Regions from separate parts of the Homo sapiens genome. Here region 2 is linked to region 1. A link is an interaction called in ENCODE POLR2A ChIA-PET data of the cell type or tissue named here. Cell type or tissue: A673. All regions are shown on one strand. Each heading gives the region's core, and the rest is flanking DNA. Links, peaks and the distances in the headings are about the cores only.

Region 1 (4,382 bases), core at 256-4,255:
TCCCTCTACACTCGTTTATTCACTCCACAAACCAACTGAGCACCTACCAATGTCAGGCACAACCCCTGCCCCTGGAACTCACACTCTAGTGAGAAAAATGTCAATCACGCCTATCGAAATAATGACTATTCCTCACACATTCACGAGATTTTGCTCATTTAACCCTCAAAGCAGCCCTCTGGAGTCGGGGGGTCTCTGCTGCACAGATGAGAAAATGGGGTTCTGAGAGGCGTGGCACCATGCCCTGCTCGAAGCTCCAGAGCCGGCGATTGGCAGCCCCACTCAGATGGGTCTGGGGAGGGCTCTCTACTTCCTCTCGGTGACTTCTGTCTCCCCTGCCCTCTGCAAAAGCGGAGGCTGTGGGGATGTGGCCCCTGGCGCTAGGAGCAGGCCTGCTGAGGGGCCTGGCTGCTCCCTCTAGCCCCACTGTGGCCCTGGACAAGCCTTTCTCTTCCCACCCCTGCTGCCCATTGCACAGAAGCAGACATGGAGTCTGAGAGGACAGTGGCCTCGTGAGGTGGCCGAGCTGGGCACTGCGTTAGAGACAGGGAGGGGGCAGCTTCTGCCACCCACATCCCCAGATCAGTCGGTCCATGAGTCCTCACTGAGCCTGGTCCTGGCTGGATGCTCTGCCAGGCACACAGGGACAGCCCAGCCCAGGGCCTCCATGTTGCTTCCCACGCTACCAGGCCCGGGAGCACCAAACTCCTCGAGTACCAGGAAGCGAGCCCGCACACACCTTAGCTGCAGGTCCTAGCACCCCCGCCTTTCCCAGCCTCATACTCTCTGGACAGACAAGAGACTCCCCCTCACCCCAGGACCTACAGCCTACGGAGGCCTGGAGCCACCCAGCCTGGGCCGCAGGGACCTCAGGGAGGGTGCAGACGGGGGACGGAGGGCACAGGCCAGGGCCCTAACACCAGGCAGAGCCGTCCACAGTGGGATCGCCCACCTCGTTGGCTGCCTGGAGCATGGCCACCCTGTCCTGCATGTGAACTCGGGAGTGGGGAGAGCAGAGAGAGGCGGGGGCCGTCATTCAGCCTCTTGGAACTATTCTTGTCAGTGCCTCGTTCCTGGAAGCCTCTTTGGGCTGGGCCCTGTGTACAGGCAGAGGTTGGTGTGGGAGGGGAAGGCTGGGGTGTGTGTCTCTCACTGGAAGCCCTTGGAAAACCCCTCCCCTCCTTCGGGGCAGCCCCTGCCCTCAATTTGCTTACAGTCTGTTCCAAGCTTCTCAATCCATCAGATCAACTAGAGGAACTTTATAAAATGCAGGTTCCTGGGCTCCTTCCCAGTCTGCTGAATCCTAATCTCAGGGCTGGAGCCCTGGAATCTGTATTTTTTCAAAGCCTCGAGACCTGGATGAGAAGGCAGCACTGAGATCCCCTGGCCCAGGTTCTGGCGACTGCTCATGATTATTTTTTGGACCCCGTCGGTGGGATGCTGTCTTATTTAATCCCATGTCCCTGCAAAGGATCCAGTAGATGCCAAATGAATGTTTGCTGGCAGTACTGGTGGGTTGGGCAGGGTATGGACTCACCTAGAGGTATGCCTGGACCTCCCCCGGCCTGCTGTGTGACCTTGGACAAATCACTGCCCTCTCTGGGCCTTGGCTTAGAGGGTCTCCAAAGGCAGATATTTAGTGAGCCACTGATGGTCACCAAGGGCTGCCCGAACATCCAGGAGGTGATCTTACTCCCAGCGTGGGAGGGAACCAGACTGGCCTCCAAGGCATCTCTGGGATTCCCTTAGTTTGCCTTCTGAAAAATGGGCCCGGGCCATGGAGGCATCCTGAACTGCACTGCTCTCGCATGGACAACAGAGAGGGCATTCTTCCACACCTAAGGGAAAGAATATTTACCAACCCCTGGGGCCGCCCCTGAACCCTGGCCTAGGCCTGAGGGCTGAGCTGAGGGGTTATGAGGACCCCTGGCCTCTCCCTTGCCCCTCCCCCTCCTACCCCACCCCCACCCCCTGCTGTGGGCGAGGAGCAGGTGCCTGGCTTCCACTTCTTAGAATCCCTGTGAGGCCCTGGGGTGGGGGTGAGCTCATTTACGGGAAGGGGGGGATGGGGGGCTCTCTTCTCACCCGGCCCTGCTGGAGGCGGGGGGGGACAGCAAGTGCGTAAGCAGCCCCAGCTCCCGGCCTGCCTCCGGAAATGCCGCCCAGGGCTCAGTCACGAACCTAGCCAGGCAGGGGGGCACAGCCAGAGCACTCAGGGGTGTCAGGTGACCTGCGAGGAAGCTTGGCTGGGGGCCTAGAGGCTGCACCGGGGTGCACAGTGAGGTCAACTTCCCCCTTCCTGGGCCTGCACCCTGACACAGGGGTGTGCACCCCACGGCCCAGCTGGATGTGTCTCCTGCTGTCTGCCTATCTGTCTGCTGTGCCCTGGCCCACCGTGGGCTCTGGGCCTCTGCTGGGCTCCCCTGGCACCCATGGGGCCTGAGTTCTCATCAACAACCTGCTTCAAGGGGTGCGTGTCAGGGTCCTGGGGTATGGGGGAGACCCCAGCCAGGTCCTGGTGCGGACAGCCCTGCTTCCCTACCCCCTCTCCCCTTCCCTCCCTCCTCCACTTCTCTCTGCAGCTATTTAAAGCAAGTGGTGGCGTGGGAAACTTCTTCAGATGTGTGGTTTCATCTTCTTCAGCACAGGGACGGGGCGTCTGCTCGCTCTGGTGACTCATCCAGAGTGAGAAAAGCCTTTTTGTTGTTTGATGCTCGCTGGAGGCTCTGTAGCCTGAGAACCTGGCCCGATGGGGCCTTCCCTGCTGAGACTCCTGGGAGGCCTTGGGAGTGCCCAGGGCAGCCCTTTTGTTCCATCCCCAGACCCAGGGAGCCCGGGACCAGTGGAGCCCCTGAAGCTGAAATACTCTGCTTAGAGTGAGCCTTCCTGACTGGTGGGTGGGGCAGGGGTGGCCATTCTCAACACCCAGCTCAGCCACCACCTCCTCCAAGAAGCCTCCCTGATTCCTCCAAAACCTCAGTCGATCTCCACCTTATTCAGTCCTCTAACCCTCAGTCTTCTTATCTATGAAATGGAGCAGTGGGTCCAAGCTTCACAGATCTGTGTGAAGATAAACTGCGGAACACACACAGATGCTCAGTAGGTGAGATTCGTGGTAAGATTTATTGAGCATTTATTGTGTGCTAAGTGCTTTACATGAATGGTCCCATTGAATCCCAACAGCTTTGCGAAGTGTTGTTGGGATTCAGCAGGACCATTCGTGTAAAGTAATATTCCCATTTTACAGATGAAGAAACTGAAGGATGGGGAGGGGGTCAAGTAATTTATACATTGTCTCATAGTTAGTAAGCAGCAAAGTGAGATTCAAACCTAGGCCATGTGATGCCAGAGCCCCAGCCTTTAGCCACTGTGCCAACCTGTCCCTGGCAAACGTAACTAATAAGGATTTGGACTCAAGGCTATAAAGGGCATGCCCCTTCTGTTCAGAGGCTTTGCACATGCTCTTCCCCTGCCTGAAGCACTGACCCTTCCCCAATTGCCTGACTATATCCTCCCCAAGGCTCAGAGATGGGCTGGAAGGTCACTTCCTCCAGGAACTTTCCAGGATTGTCTCTGTCAGGTACCCTGGTGACGCACAGCGAGTCTCTGTGTACTCACTACCACGGCAGCTAAATCACTGTTTCCGCCTGTGTCCTCACCCAGACTGTGAGTGTCCCCAGGGTAGAGATGGGTCTGGCCTCCCATTGCCCCATCCCCACGGCAAGCACAGTCTCTGGCACACAGTAGGTCCCCAAGGTTTGTGGACTGAATAAGTACCACCAAGGTGGCCAGAGGCTGGGAGAAGCCTGGAGCACCAATGGCCATGAAAATTTTCCAGAAGCTTCTCTGTCATTATACAGAAATCCCTTTGATGCCCCCTGGAGAACACAGGCCTTGAAACTGCTGCCTGATGAGGGTTTGGGGGAGACAGGCGGTCTCAGAGTAGCCTACTCTCCCAGGGCAGCTGTGCCACGGGCTATTGGAGATCCCGGGCTATTTGTGATGGCCTTGGAGCATTATGGGAGCAGGGAGGAAGGTCCCCTGTCCTGCTGCCACTCTCTGCTACCCTGAAGTCCCGTAAGAAAGGACCACTCAGCTCCATCCTTGGGAGTCGAAAGATCACCAGGGCCAGAGAGAGGTTCTGGGAAGAGGTGGGCACAGAGAGTCTTGGGGGTCCAGGGTCTTGGAGGAGCTGGGGTCCCTTGAGTGATGGACTTCAAAGTGAGGCTGGGCTGCCCCCATTGAAGGAACAGCAGCCGCCATCTAGAGATGTCCAGTGAGTGCCTCGAGCACTGCCATTGATGCAGACAGCTGTGGCCTCAGACCTGGATCCTGGCAGCAGAGGCCATCAGTGGACCACAGCGTGCTTCCCAGTGGCCATG
Region 2 (4,382 bases), core at 112-4,111, 99 kb after region 1:
AGGCCCAGCCAGCCAGGACTGTGGTTCCTTCTTTGTGCTCTTGGTTCGTGGTGCTGTGGAGACTGTGTATTGGAGGCAGCCTGGGTATCCATTCCGTCTAGCCCCTAGGAGGGCTGGGAACTTGCTGGAGAACCAACCTGGGCTCCACACACTCATTCCTCCACCTTCCTCAGCACCTACCACTTCTCTCCTTTTGAGGCCACTTTTTAAATATGGCCATCGCCTCTCAACCCCCAAATCCTCCTTGGAAGACTTCTTTTTTTTTTTTTTTTTTATACAGAGCCTTGCTCTGTAGCTCAGACTGGAGTGCAGTGGTGCAATCTCAGCTCACTGCAACCTCCACCTCCTGGGTTCTAAGGGATTCTCCTGCCTCAGCCTCCCCAGTAGCTAGGATTATAGGCGCCCACCATCACACCCAGCTAATTTTTGTATTTTTAGTAGATGCAGGGTTTCACCATGTTGGCCATACTGGTCTTGAACTCCTGACCTCAAGTGATCTACCCGCCTCAGCCTCCCAAAGTGCTGGGATTACAGGCGTGAGCCACCACACCCAGCCCCTCCTTGGAAGACTTCTGTCAGCTAAAACAGAGACAGTGGGTGATCCTGATTGAGAGGGACGCCCTCCCTACCTCCCACCCAGGCCATGGGGAGACATGGAAGGCACCAGTCCTCCATCCTTCAGTGAGCTGGTTCACCATCCTCTGCCTCTCTCGACTCACAGAGCCTAGGTTCAGATCCCAGCTCCACCACCTTCTAGCTGTGTGATTCTGGGCAAATCACACCATTTCTCTGGGTCTGTTTCCTGATCTGGAAAATGAGGAGTACAACTCCAATTCTTCTGTAGGGATTGAATGGAAAAATAAAGGTGAAAGCTCAGGACATAATAAATGCACAATAAACACAAGGGATTAGGACCTTCCATAGAGGCTTCCCTCTTCCCTCCTTCTTCCCTCCTGAGCCCCCTGCCTCACACCTGGAGCCCATCTCGCGGTTCTGTCCAGGATCCCTGAGCACACCCTCCCTGATCTCCTGGCCCTGCCTGGCCAGCCCATTGCCCTGGGGGCTGCCTGGCCAGGGGGCCCACTTCTTGCTGGGCTGCCAGAGGGGCCTTGAGTGTTGAAATCCTTCCATTCCACAAGGCCAGAAACTTGATTATGGTATTAATTAAAGCAAGATGCCAAGTCTGGGAGATTTATTTTCTTTTCCATATCTGTGGCTGTAAATGCCACTCAGGGAGCTCAAAGGCCCGTGTCAGCCTGCATCAGGCTCCTGAACAGACGTTCTGTTCCCAGTTTGGTCTCCTCAGCCCCTCCTTCTCAGCACCAGGAAGGAAGTGTGTGTCGTGATACCCACGCCTCACCCCAATTTCCCCTCCTCCTTCTGCACAAGGCGAAAAGGGGGAAATACCTGGGCAATGTGGGGTGGGGATGAAATTTTCCAAGAAATTTGTTTTAAGTTTCTGCCTCATCATTATAGGACTTTCACGTTTCTATTTTTAGCTGCGCAAACGAGCCAGGCCCACATTCCCCTCATCTCCCCCTGCCCCAACCTTTATTTATACAAAGCACATGCTGGAATCATTATTTAAAAACCTCCAAACCCATAATTGCTCAGGTAGGTGAAGAATGCAGCCTTTATGGCTGTCGCTTGCGGAGAGGGCTGCAGTGTTAGTGGGGAACTATGGCTTATTCATATGTGTACCACCCTGTACCTCACCCACCCTGAACCCCTGGAATGCCCAGAAGAATCAAGTAACTTAGAAGCATTTGTGATAATAGAGTTTGAGCATTTTATAAGAGGAAACGGCCCTACAGTACAGACGAAACTTGTCCCAAGACCCCTCCAAGATATTGTTGTCGTCACTGGGATTCGAACCCAGAGATGTCTCAACTTCCAGCATGGTACTAGTCATTCTACCCTACCATGAAAATTAGTGGAAAGCTGGACTGCCTGAGTTTGAACCTCAGAGTGCCACTTTATTTTTATTTATTTATTTATTTATTTTGAGGAGTCTTGCTGTTTCCCAGGCTGGAGTGCAGTGGTGTGATCTCGGCTCACTGCAACCTCCGCCTCCCAGGTTCTAGCAATTCTCCTGCCTCAGTCTCCCAAGCAGCTGGGATTACAGGCATGCCACCACACCCAGCAATTTTTTTTTTTTTTTTGAGACGGAGTCTCACACTGTCACCCAGGCTGGAGTGGTACAATGGCGTGATCTCAGCTCACTGCAACCTCTGCCTCCCGGGTTCAAGCGATTCTCCTGCCTCAGCCTCCCGACTAGCTGGGATCACAGGTGCCTGCCACCACGCCTGGCTAATTGTTTGTACTTTTAGTAGAGACAGGGTTTCACTATGTTGGCCAGGCTGGTCTCGAACTCCTGACCTCGTGATCCGCCCACCTCGGCCTCCCAAAGTGCTGGGATTACAGGCGTGAGCCACCACACCCGGCCAGAGTGCCACTTATTAACTGTGAGACTTTGAGCAACTTTTATCAAACCCTTCTGTATCTCAGTTTCCTTATCTATCAAGTGTGGATTACAAAAATACCCACCTGATAAAATTGCGTAAGGATTTAATGAGTGCCTGAAAGAGAGTAAGCCTGAGGTCCTAGCTCGGATTTCCCCAGAAAGCAGAGCCAAGCCATTAGCCACGCCGAGGAGTCATGCGTTCCCACGTAGGGAGTCGCTTTTCTCTCTGTGCAGTGGGGACCGTGGAGTATAGTTACCACTGCTGTGTTCTTCTAGGAGGATTTCTCTTCACCATTGTCTTCCAGGGTCACCCCAGGGGGTGGTAACTGTCCATGTTTTGCCAGTGCTATATATGGCTCCAACCTACCTGTGAACCAGCCGAGTTCTTTTCTTCAGTTGATCCTAAAGAACCCTCTGAGGCCATACTTGTGAGCTGAGTCAGAGCTATCAGTTTGGCCAGGTGCAGTGGCTCATGTCCGTAATCCCAGCACTTTGGGAGGCCAAGGCAGGAGGATTGCTTGAGCCAGAAGTTCAAGACCAGCCTGGGCAACATAACAATACCTGGTCTCTACAAAAAATAATAATAATAAAAATTAGCTGGGCGTGGTGGCAAACACCTGTGGTCCCAGCTACTCAGGAGACTGAGGTGGGAGGATCTCTTGAGCCCGGGAGTTTGAGCCCAGGAGTTTGAACATAGACCCTGGCCGGGCGCAGTGGCTCACACCTGTAATCCCAGCACTTTGGGAGGCTTAGGCAGGCGGATCACCTGAGGTCAGGAGTTTGAGACCAGCCTGGCCAACATGGCAAAACCCTGTCTCAACTAAAAATACAAAAATTAGCATGGTAGTGCATGCCTGTAATCCCAGCTACTCGGGAGGCTGAGGCAGGATAATTGCTTGAACCCGGGAGATGGAGGTTGCGGTGACCCGAGATCATGCCACTGCACTCCAGCCTGGGTGAAGAGCAAGACTCTGTCTCAGAAAAACAAAACAAACAACAACAACAACAACAAAAAAAAAAAACCATAGTGAGACCCATCTCTATTGAAAAAAAAATAGAGAAGTGTCAGTTTGGAAAAGGTAGTTATATGGGTTCTGCCCTGCTATCTGTTCATATAATTTATTTGTGCCTGCTGAACCTGCTTGGACCCAACCCCAAATAAACCATTTCCATCATATAACTCGAAGCATTATAACTAGCATTTTTATTTGGAAGCTCTGACAATACACAGCTCACAACAGACAGGCAGCTCTGCCACATGGTCACCTGCATTCCACAGTGAAGTACTCCATATCTACCATTGTTCGGTGTCATGCCAGGAGCTGCTTTTGCAATGGAGAGTCCTCTCTGCCAGAGAGGCCTGGCCTTGATACAGAACTCCAGGGATCTGTGCTCTGACCCTCCCCGTGGATCTCACAAGATGCTCTGCATGGTGTGCCGATCTAGCAGCGACACCTCTGACACTTTCAGATCAGCTGGATCAGATGGTCTAAGGGGCACAGCAGCTTGTACCTAGGGCTGCATTATGACTTTCATGGACACTAGGCATTCCTGCCTTAGCGGACCTCGTCTTTCATCTAAAAAAAAAAAAATGTAAGGCCAGGTGCAGTAGCACGCCTGTAATCCCAGCACTTTGGGAGGCCAAAGTGTGGATCACCTGAGGTCAGGAGTTCAAGACCAGCTTGGCCAACATGGTGAAACCCCATCTCTACTAAAAATACAAAAATTAGCCGGGCGTGGTGGCGCACACCTGTAATCCCAGCTACTCGTAAGGCTGAGCAGGAGAATGGCTTGAACCCAGGAGTCAGAGGTTGCAGTAAGCCAAGATGGCACCACTGCACTCCAGCCTGAATGACTCAGTGAGACTCCATCTCAAAAAAAAAAAAAATTAAAATTCTCTTTTGTGACTCCATTGGTG

Evidence for each region. Peaks named below come from ENCODE experiments on the same cell type or tissue, not always from the same donor. Only the 100,000 strongest peaks of a DNase experiment are listed, where the experiment ranks them.
Region 2: POLR2A ChIA-PET joins it to region 1 with 12 read pairs; 2 of 35 experiments call an interaction of 5 or more read pairs at or near these places.

Annotation. Positions count from the first base shown.
Region 1 is chr1:25,020,356-25,024,737 of GRCh38, forward strand. MIR4425 (microRNA 4425) reads left to right here and starts at 3,148; the gene lies at 3,148-3,231. RefSeq lists enhancers at 250-778, 779-1,305, 796-905, 1,784-3,346, 2,246-2,775. In A673, for the core only: no CTCF peak of the experiment used is centred there; DNase peaks (open chromatin) are centred at 2,146 and 2,656; H3K27ac peaks cover 3,032 bases.
Region 2 is chr1:25,119,149-25,123,530 of GRCh38, forward strand. No RefSeq gene overlaps it. Among named protein-coding and RNA genes, the nearest start is that of LINC02793, 80 kb to the left of the region's middle. In A673, for the core only: no CTCF peak of the experiment used is centred there; no DNase peak of the experiment used is centred there.